3 separate regions of the Homo sapiens genome follow, and regions 2 and 3 are each linked to region 1. Evidence: chromatin contacts called from ENCODE Hi-C or POLR2A ChIA-PET data. All regions are on one chromosome and are shown on one strand. The core of a region is the stretch at or near the end of the contact, and the rest is flanking DNA. Distances in the headings are between cores, read along the strand shown.

Region 1 (3,221 bases), core at 1-2,500:
GATTTGAGCTCAGGTCTATCTGGGTCCAATCTACATGCCTCCTGCAGGCTGGCCCTTGGTGCCAAAGGGCAGGGCAGGCTGGCACAGTGTCAGAGACAGGCTTTTAGGGGCCCCGCAGCCTCCCCCATCCCCATTTCCACATCTGCAAGCCAGCAGGTAGCTGACCTGGTGTCTGGACTGTGGTGATGGTGGTGGTGATGATGGTGGTGGTAGTGGTGGTCTCCTCATCATCTCCTGAAGCTGTGGAGGAGGTGATGGTCCCCTGGATCCCGATCCCTGCGCCCTGGGACACAACCTCTGCAACCCACGGCCTTCCCATGTCTCCAGGACCCTCTTGGGTTGGTGTCCAGGCTCTGCTGGGGGGTGTAGTGCTGGCTATCTCCCCTGGGCCTAGGGTGGGCACTGCCATGCTGGGCCCTGGAGGTAGGGGAGCTGTGATTCGAAGCATAGGGGACTCTGACTCCGGACTCCAGGGTCCCTCCTTGGACTGGGGCTGAGTGGGTACCGCAGCCATGGCTGGAGTGGGGCTGGTAAAGACAGGGCGGCTGTCCTGGTTGGCCAGGCGGGGAAGGGGACTTGGGGTGAAGGGTGCAGGTGGGTCAGGCTGGAAGGGCAGTGCTGGCCTCAGCTCCTCATCTCCCTTTTCCAGCCCCTCTTGTAGGAATTCCTCAAGCAGCGGGTGGTGGTTGAGCAGCTTCAAGGTGGGGGCTGTTGTGACAAAGTGGACGCCTCGTTCTGGCTGCTCAGGTGTGGGGGCTGCTGTCAGCTCGCCATCTGTCTCCTCGATGCCTGGGGCTTGTCCTTTCCCCACGGTTGGGGCCTCTAAAGAGAGTCCTGAAATAATAAGGGATGGTCAGAGGTTCTCCCCCTGCTCCAGAGAGCAGCATCACGCCCAACTCGAGTAGTGGGGGGGCCCGCTCTCTTTTGACAGACAGCCCTGAGGAGCGTGCTCACTGCTGAGAATCACGGAACTACAGAATTTGTGAACTGGAAGTGAGGTGCTATTACATACTTCAAGGGTGGCACATGAGATACTCTTTCTCCTCCAGCACCAGAGGCAGGCATTTCTAGCCCATCCGTGCACTATTTCCTACTGTTCTCAGGTTCAGCCTCAGAATCCTCCTCAACACAGCACTCCACGAGGTCACACCTGACACCTCAGACTGACATGACAAATATTTGCCATCCCTAATGAAGAGCAGAGGCCTTATTTTACTAGTGAGGAAATAGGCCAGAGAAAGGAAGTGACTTGCTCAAAGTCACGCGACCAGTTGAATTGAGATGAAAACCGTAAGTGTGTCTCCCACCACAGTGTCTTTCCTGTCTGAGATGATAGGGCATTCAAGTTCATTTCCTGTTCTCAGTGAACCTGCTGGTCATTAGCCTCAGGAAATGCGTCACATATTTGGGATTTTATTTTAGATTTCCTCATGGTTGCATGACTTCTTTTTTTGTTTGTTGGTTTTGAGACAGTGTCTCGCTGTGTGGCCCGGGCTGCAATGCAGTGGTGTGATCATGGCTCCACTGCAGCCTCAACCTCCCAGGTTCAAGCGATCCTCCCACCTCAGCCACAGTCCCCACACCCCCACTTCTAGTAGCTGGGACTACAGGTGCATGCCACCATGCCTGGCTAATTTTTAGAATTTTTGTAGAGATGGAGATCTCACTATGTTGTCTGGGCTGGTCTCAAACTCCTGGGCTCAAGCAATCCTCTCACCTCAGCCTCCTAGGGATTACAGCATGAGCCACCGCACCCGACCATGGGTGCATGACTTCTTTGTTAGGGGCCCAGTAGTTTCTCTCCGTTCTCAGGAAATCATTTCTTTTGTACTCATTTCTGTTTTTATGGTCCTTCTAGAGCAGTAATATGAGTAGAGTGGGAAGAGCCAAGTTCTGGAGCTAGGCAGACATAACTTCAAATCCCAGATCCACTACTCTAGGGCTGTGTGCCCTCAGGCAAATAACCCAAACTCTCTGAAGCTCAGTTTTCTCATCTGTAAAATTGGGTTTCCTTTTTAGGATTGACTGAGATAATATTACATCCCGTCTCTATTTGATATGTCCCCCTGAGTTCCCTTAATCTTTCTGGTGACACTAATCAGGTTCCATCTAGGGCAGGGTGAAAAACAGGTGTAGAATGGAAATCTAGCATGCTACCCACCCACTCCCTAATCCATGGCAGGCATTGCTAATCAATTTTGGTTATTTCTTGCTAAGGCCACCTGGTCCTTAGCAACTTCCCTCTCACAATGTTATTCAGGCAGCCACTACCAATCAATGAGATTGGCTCTGGGGGATGAAACTGATTTGCTATCTCTGGTCTGAGGTACAGATTGCTCTGCTATTGATTGTGTTGACTTATTCAACCACATAGCTGGAGAGATGATGCATATTCTGCTTGTGGCCCATTCGGCTCCCCAGATCCTTAACTGCCAAGAAAAGGTCAATGAATGCTGGCTCCAGATTCAGCTCATACAGAATTTTGCCAGCTCTGAGAAGCCTGGGAGGATATTTCTGATCCTTACAGCTCTCAAAATGGCTGCATGAGGACTTGAAGGGAAACACAGCCGGGGTGAGATCACAGAGTTTGCAAGGAGAAGGTCGCTTCCTCCGCACGTCTGGTGGTGGGGCTGTCATTCCAGAGGCTCACACCCACTCCATAGATTGGCAGGCATGAGGAAGCAGCAGATGGCCTACGTTCTGTTCAGGAGACCATAGCAGCTCTGATGTGTCAGACAAATGGGAGGAGGGAGGAAATTGGGTGGGGGAGGTGGGTACAGGTTGGAGGGCTCTCCATTCTTCTGGGTCAGAGGAGCTTGGGCACCCCACATCCCTGAGAAACCAGGACCAACTGCTATCTCCTGAGATGCCCACTAAAGCAGCCCATCTGTGTCTTGGCATTGTGTGCCAGCCACTGACAACACCATCCAATCTAGATGTCCAGCCAGGCCCACACCCCCCAGAGCAGATGGTCCACCAGTGCCTGTCTTTCATCTGAATAAGTTACGGAAGGTCCAGGCAGTGCCTGTGACATGCCAGAACAGGGCTCCTCTTTTTGCCCACCCCCCAGACATCACACAGGCTATGCCAGGTAAGCTGAGACTGATTCTAGCATGGCGCAAGGAAGGGGGGCTTTTCTAATCACATAGATTGGAGCCCCCTGGATCCGGGCATTGTTTATGCGGCCCCTTTCCAGAGTACCCAACAAGAGATGTGGCCCT
Region 2 (3,198 bases), core at 438-2,937, 140 kb before region 1:
TGGCCAACATGGTGAAACCCCATCTCTACTAAAACTACAAAAATTAGCCAGGCGTGGTGGTGGGCATTTGTAATCCCAGCTACTCAGGAGGCTGAGACAGGAGAATCGCTTGAACCCGGGAGGCGGAGGTTGCTGTGAGCCGAGATGATGCCACTGCACTCCTGCCTGGCGACAGAGCGAGACTCCGTCTCAAAAATAAAATAAAATATAATAAACAAATTATATTTTCACATCCCTCACTGGGCAGCCCTCCCAGCTTGTCTCAAACTAGTTTTCTTAACTCTTTTTTCCAGACGGAGTCTCGCACTGTCACCCGAACTGGAGTGCAATAGCACTATCTCGGCTCACCGCAACCTCTGCCTCCCGGGTTCGAGTGATTCCCCTGCCTCAGCTTCCCAAGCAGCTGGGATTACAGGCGCCCGCCACCACACCCGGCTGATTTTTTGTATTTTTAGTAGAGACGGGATTTCACTACGTTGGCTAGGCTGGTCTCCAACTTCTGACCTCGTGATCCGCCCGCCTCGGCCTCCCAAAGTGCTGGGATTACAGACATGAGCCACTGCACCCGGCCTTTTCTCAACTCGTTAAAGCACATTAGTGCCAACTGTGTTATAAGGCAACATGAGTTAGCTATGTTCAGAAAATATTTTAATAGATTGGCCCTCCATCCTTTCGGGTGAGGAGCTGCAAACCGTTTGTAAAAACGCCGGAGTACGGTATTTTTCCTACAGAAGTCTGATGGCTAATTTATCACATTACAGAACTGGTAGTTCTGCACATGGTCTGCTGTGCCCATAAAGAAAGCACATATGTGTCTACTGAGGTTTTACAAACAATACGCTTCTTATCTTAACAGAGAAATCAGTCATTCCATTAACAACGGTAAGGTCTAAATTCCACTAACATTGTTGGTGATACATTAACATCAACATAGTACTTACAATTCACAATTTGCATAAACAATCTCAATTACATAGGTGATGCTTGCAATAGCCCGTTTGAAGCATGACATCTTCCTGGTGTTCAGAAAGGTTAAGTGGGACCTGCCCAAGGTTACCTAACAGCTTTATCAATGGTGGACTTCCTTTCGAACCTGCCTGACTCTAAGCCCCTAGCTCTTTTCCCTAGACCCCTCCCGGCTTTCAAAAGAGGGTTCCCGACTCCCATCCTCTACCCAGAGCAGCCTATTACTCCGGGAGACCGACCCTTCCCCTGCCTGGTTCAGAGGTGGCTTCTTAAGCTCCAGCAGAGCTTTCATCCTCCACCACCCTCCCCCCGCAATCATTCTCTGAAAGAAGCGGAAAGGAGAGGCGACCAAAAGCTCCTGGAGGAAGGGATGATACAAATGGGCTGCTTCACTCCACAGCACGCAACCCCGTCCCCCTCCACCAAGCTGTCCAGCTCTGCGGCCGGCGACCGGGCCACCCGTGCCCCAAATTCTCCCATCATCACCTCAAACTGTACCTCCCCCACGCCCTTCCGTCTCCCACAGTCAGAGCCCACCCCACAAAGTCATGTATCCTTCCGCTAAGTTACCCTCTTCCCACGCGTTGTCCACTCCCCCTCCACCACTACTCACGGTCGGTGACTGGGCCCGGCCCTCATGGCTGCTCCTTTGCCGCCCGCCGCCCGCCGCCACCACTTCTCCACTGCCCGGCCCCTCAGTCACCGGCGCAGCTGTGGGGACTACCCGGAGCCGCTCCTGCGCCTGCGCAGCGTGTAGCGCCTGGGCCCTTTCGGGCCGCACGCGCCTGCGCAGCCCCTGCCGGGGGCGTCTTCCTCAGTGCCTGATGGTCTGGACCCCTGGGTCTCTAGTGGACATGGGAGCTGGCCTTGAAGAATTCTGAGGCTTAGAGAATTTGGCGGCTGCCTCAGGGTACGCCTCTGGAGTACCGTGCCTAGGTTACTAAACCCTTGGATCGCGCTTCCCCAAGGAGCCACAGACTTACTGGCTCTTCCAGAATTCTGCATCCTACTTGCACTTAAAGGCCTGAATTCAGGTGCTCTGAGGTGACCACTGATGATAAATTTGGGTCTTTTTTTTTTTTTTTCTGAGTCGAAGTTTCGCTCTTGTTGTCCAGGTTGGAGTGCAATGGCGTGATCTCGGCTCAAACAACCTCCGCCTCCCGGGTTCAAGCGATTCTCCTGCCTCAGCCTCCCGAGTAGCTGGGATTACAGGCATGCACCACCACGCCCAGCTAATTTTGTATTTTTAGTAGAGACGGGGTTTTATCATGTTGGTCAGGCTGGTCTCGAACTCCCGACCTCAGGTGATCCACCCACCTCAGCCTTCTAAAGCGCTGGGATTACAAGCATGAGCCACCGCGCCCAGCCTGGGTCTTTTTTTTTTTTTTTTTTTTTTGAGACGGAGTTTTGCTCTTGTTGCCCAGGCTGGAGTGCAGTGGCGCGATCTCAGCTCACTGCAACCTCCGCCTCCCGGGTTCAAACGATTCTCCTGCCTCAGCCTCCTGACTAGCTGGGATTACAGGCTTGCACCACCACGCCTGGCTAACTTTTGTATTTTTAGTAGAGACGGGGTTTCACCATGTTGGCCAGGCTGGTCTCGAACTCCTGACCTCAGATGATTCGCCCGCCCCGGCCTCCCAAAGTGCTGGGATTACAGGCCTGAGTCACCATGCCTGGTAAAATTTGGGTCTCTTTCAAGATGATCGTGTCTAGAATGTATCGGGGGTAATTATGTAAAGGCAGCTTTGCCATCCTAGAATACGCTACTAGCTAGGAGGTGCAATGAAGTCCTGGGGACCTTGTCAAGGAGGTGACCTCGCCTAGAATGCACTGGGGACACCGCTAAGTTCAGTATGTTTATCAAGCACATGCTGTTTATTGGACAGAAATGTTCTAGGCATCGCGTGTATGCTATTGAGGAATTCGCAGGCAAATAGTCCCCTGCTTTCCAGCTCTCACTGTGAGCCTGGCCCTTTTTCAAACTGGTAAAAGAAAACCACTAAAGTCCAGTGAGGCCCAACTGTCAGTCCCTAGACTACTGTGCTGCTTTGGCATAGCCTGACAAGAGACTAAGCTCAATCGAGTCCTGAGAATTCAACAAAACAGACTTGAAAGCAGCAGGCAAGAGGAGGTACAGGACTAAACTCTCTCCTCATCACCATGGCTCTTTTTTCTCTCTCAACTCCAGCGCTGGTCTCCTCTCTTCAGAGTTTGGACACATAAGGCCCAAGA
Region 3 (3,384 bases), core at 440-2,939, 240 kb after region 1:
GATCCTCAAACCCTGTGAAGTTTTGGGTTTTTTGTTTGTTGGCATGTTTGTTTAAGATAGAGTCTTGCTTTGTTGGCCAGCCTGGAGTGCAGTGGCTTGATCTCAGCTCACCGCAACCTCCACCTCCCGGGTTCGAGCAATTCTCGTGCCTCAGCCTCCCAAGTAGCTGGGATTACAGGCATGCACCACCACGCCTAGCTAATTTTTGTATTTTTAGTGGAGACAGCGTTTCACCTTGTTGGCCAGGCTGGTCACGAACTCCTGACCTCAAGTGAGCCACCCACCTCAGCCTCCCAAAAGTGCTGGGATTATAGGCATGAGCCACCATGCTCAGCCATTTGTTTGTTTTCTGATACAGGGTCTTGCTCTGTTGCCCAGGTGGGAGTGCAGTGGTGCAATCATGGCTCACTGCAACCTCGACTTCCCAAGCTCAAGCGATCCTCCCGCCTTAGCCTCCCTCGTAGCTGGAACCACAGATGTCCGCCACCATGCCCACCTAATTTTTTACATTTTTTGTAGGGACAGGATCTTGCTGTGTTGCCCAGGTTGGTCTCAAACTCCTGAGCTCAAGCAATCTTCCCAACTTTGCCTCCTACAAGTGCTGGGGATTACAGGTGTGAGCCACTGCACCTGGCCCCTGTGAAGTTTTTATAAAACATTAGCACTGGAAGGGATCTCACAGACCAATTAGTCCCACTCCCTCATTTTACATGTGCAGAAACTGAGGCCCAGGCTGGCCACGCATGGTGGCTTACACCTGTAATCCCAACACTTTGGGAGGCTGAGGCAGGAGGATCATTTGAGCCCAGCGGTTCAAGACCAGCCTGGACAGCATAACAAGAACCCCCATCTCTACAAAAAAAATTAAAAATTAGGCCAGGTGCGGTGGCTCACGCTTGTAATCCCAGCACTTTGGGAGGCCGAAGCGGGCAGATCATGAGGTCAGGAGATCGAGACCATCCTGGCTAACATGGTGAAACCCCGTCTCTACTAAAAATACAAAAAATTAGCCGGGCATGGTGGCAGGTGCCTGTAGTACCAGCTACTCGGGAGGCTGAGGCAGGAGAATGGCGTGAACCCGGGAGGCAGAGCTTGCAGTGAGCCGAGATCGTGCCACTGCACTCCAGCCTGGGTGACAGAGCAAGACTCCGTCCCAAATAATAATAATAATAATAATAATAATAATAATAATAATAATATCTTAAGAGGTATAAGAGCTAATATGCTTCCTTCCGGGCTTCATTCTAAGCTCTCTAGATGGATTGATTCGTTTATTACTCACAACATACCTGAGAGTTAGGTTTTTATGTTCCCCTAATATGACAATATTGAGTCTTAGGTTAATTGACTTGCCTGAGGTCACACAGTTAACACAATACTGAATACAGGTAGTCCAAATAAAGAGCCATGAGCGTGGGGGGGAATTGCCTGGAGGCCTTAACATATGATTTCTATACCCTACCCTCAGAAAGTCTGATTCTCTCGGCCTGAAGTGAACAAGCTGGAATTTGCATTTTAGCCATGCACCCTAGGTGATTATGGTTTGGTGGCTATCGGACCACTCTCTGAAAAAACCCAGTTCGAATGTACCTTTTTTCTCAATTCAGAGTTTTCTGGCACAATCCCTCCCTTCCTTGGGACTCCCTGTCCTCAAGGGACCCCGCTTTCCGGAGTCTGCTGGGAATAAGGGTACTCTGGAAACGGACGTATGCCCCCTGGTGGTCAGAAATTAGAGGCTAGGCGCTACAGCCAGCAGGGTCCCGTCAACCGCACAAATTTGTGAACTTTTCTAGAATTTCGTTCAGCCAGTATTACTGAGGTGCCACTATGGGCCAGCACTGAGCCATTGTAATACACAGCACATTGGAGAGAAAGAAGACTTCTGGGGACAGAATTTTTCAAGGTGACTGCTCACCTATTTTCATCCGTGGATACAAAGGCATCAGTTTCAAGCTGCAATTGGACAAATTTCACCTGGTCTAAGTATTCGTATCTGGCAACATATAGCTCTGATCTTAGGTCTTTAGGAGGCTGAAAAAGAGTTTTTTGAAAAAGGCTGAGTCCACCCTCGGGAAGGAAACACAGGAGCATGTATATTTGCAGGGCTCCAAGGCTTTGTAGTCAGGCTGTTCCAGCTCTGTTACTTCAGGCTCTGGGACCCGGGAGCAGTTATTTCATCTTTCTAAGCTGCAGCTGCTTCACCTGAACTATGTGAATAATAACAACACCTGTCTCAAAGGTTTGTGTGATGAAATGGTCTCTTAGTGCCTGGCACAAGATAAACGTTCAAAAAAGTTGTAGGTATTTTGAAATATAATACTTTGTAGTTATATACCATAAAGTATACACTATATATACCAGGGTTCTAACACCAGCCTTAATTCATTCACCTTAAAAAGGAACACAAATGGGCCGGGCGCGGTGGCTCACGCCTGTAATCCCAGCACTTTGGGAGGCCGAGGCGGGTGGATCAACTGAGGTTGGGAGTTCAAGACCAGCCTGGCCAACATGGCGAGACCCTGTCTCTACTAAAAATACAAAAATTAGCCGGGCGTGGTGGTGCGCGCCTACAATCCCAGCTACTCGGGAGGCTGAGGCAGGAGAATCGCTTGAACCCGGGAGGTGGACATTGCGGTGAGCCGAGATCGCGCCACTGCGCTCCAGCCTGTGCAACAAGAGCAAAACTCCGTCTCAAAAAAAAAAAAAAAAGGAACACGAATAATTCTTGAGGCCAGGCACAGTAGCTCACTCCTGTAATCCCAGCACTTTGGGAAGCCAAGGTGGGAGAATCACTTGAGGCCAGGAGTTGGAGACTAGCCCAGACAACATAGTGAGACCCCTGTCTCTCCAAATAAAAAAAAAATTAGCCAGACATGGTGTCATGAACCGGTAGTCCCAGCTATACAGGAAGCTGTCGCAGGAGGATCACTTGAGCCCTGTAGTTGGAGGCAGCAGTGAGCCACTCCTGCCTGGGTGACAGACCAAGACCCCATCTAAAAAAAAGAAAAAACTCTTGATCCACTGTAGTTGAGAGACAAGATTTCCTCCAGTTTTGAATCCTCTAATATGTGATGCATAGACATCTAAACTATTCCACACTGTTGGTGGGATTGCAAGCTAGTACAACTTTGAAAAATTGTTTGATAGTGTCTGCTAAAACTGAACATATTTATGGCCCAGCAATTTATTCTTAGGTATATTCCCAAAAGAAATGTTTACATATGTTACCCAGAAAACATAAACAAGCATGTTTATAGCAATACTATTTATAACAGCCTCCAAGTGGGGAAATATCTAAGTGTCTATCAACACTACAATAAGTTTTTGTGTGTGTTTGTTTGTTTGTTTTGTTGAGATGAAGTTTCGCTCTTGTTTCCCAGGCTG

What was found. Hi-C counts contacts between places; a loop is a spot of excess contacts on that map. ChIA-PET counts read pairs that join two places held with the same protein, here RNA polymerase II (POLR2A). Pooled maps may share reads with other maps.
Region 2: a loop to region 1 is called in a pooled map, with 3 times the contacts of the local background. The contact joins the promoter of FAM222B here to the enhancer-like site in region 1. A Hi-C loop is called at or near these places in 3 of 50 pooled maps. POLR2A ChIA-PET finds 5 or more read pairs at or near these places in 5 of 52 experiments (HEK293, HEK293T, activated B cell and 2 more).
Region 3: a map of chondrocyte shows a loop between it and region 1 (2.6-fold over the local background). The contact joins two enhancer-like sites. A Hi-C loop is called at or near these places in 1 of 168 maps with a recorded cell type or tissue (chondrocyte), 1 of 37 single-sample maps with no recorded cell type and 8 of 50 pooled maps.

What each region holds. Positions count from the first base shown.
Region 1 is chr17:28,981,206-28,984,426 of GRCh38, forward strand. SEZ6 (seizure related 6 homolog) reads right to left here. Exons shown (of 17, transcript NM_178860.5): 2 at 166-834. All of the region lies in intron 1 of LOC105371716 (a long non-coding RNA gene), which reads left to right. Among named protein-coding and RNA genes, the nearest start is that of SEZ6, 23 kb to the right of the region's middle. RefSeq lists an enhancer at 1,622-1,671. Within about 2 kb of position 1,251, at least 12 of the 41 ENCODE cell types and tissues checked have a DNase peak (open chromatin) inside an H3K27ac peak, as active enhancers do.
Region 2 is chr17:28,841,103-28,844,300 of GRCh38, forward strand. FAM222B (family with sequence similarity 222 member B) reads right to left here and starts at 1,688. Exons shown (of 3, transcript NM_001077498.3): 1 at 1,580-1,688. RefSeq lists an enhancer at 1,267-1,781 and a silencer at 1,467-1,656.
Region 3 is chr17:29,217,867-29,221,250 of GRCh38, forward strand. No RefSeq gene overlaps it. Among named protein-coding and RNA genes, the nearest start is that of CRYBA1, 27 kb to the right of the region's middle. RefSeq lists a silencer at 1,745-1,834. Within about 2 kb of position 1,690, at least 2 of the 41 ENCODE cell types and tissues checked have a DNase peak (open chromatin) inside an H3K27ac peak, as active enhancers do.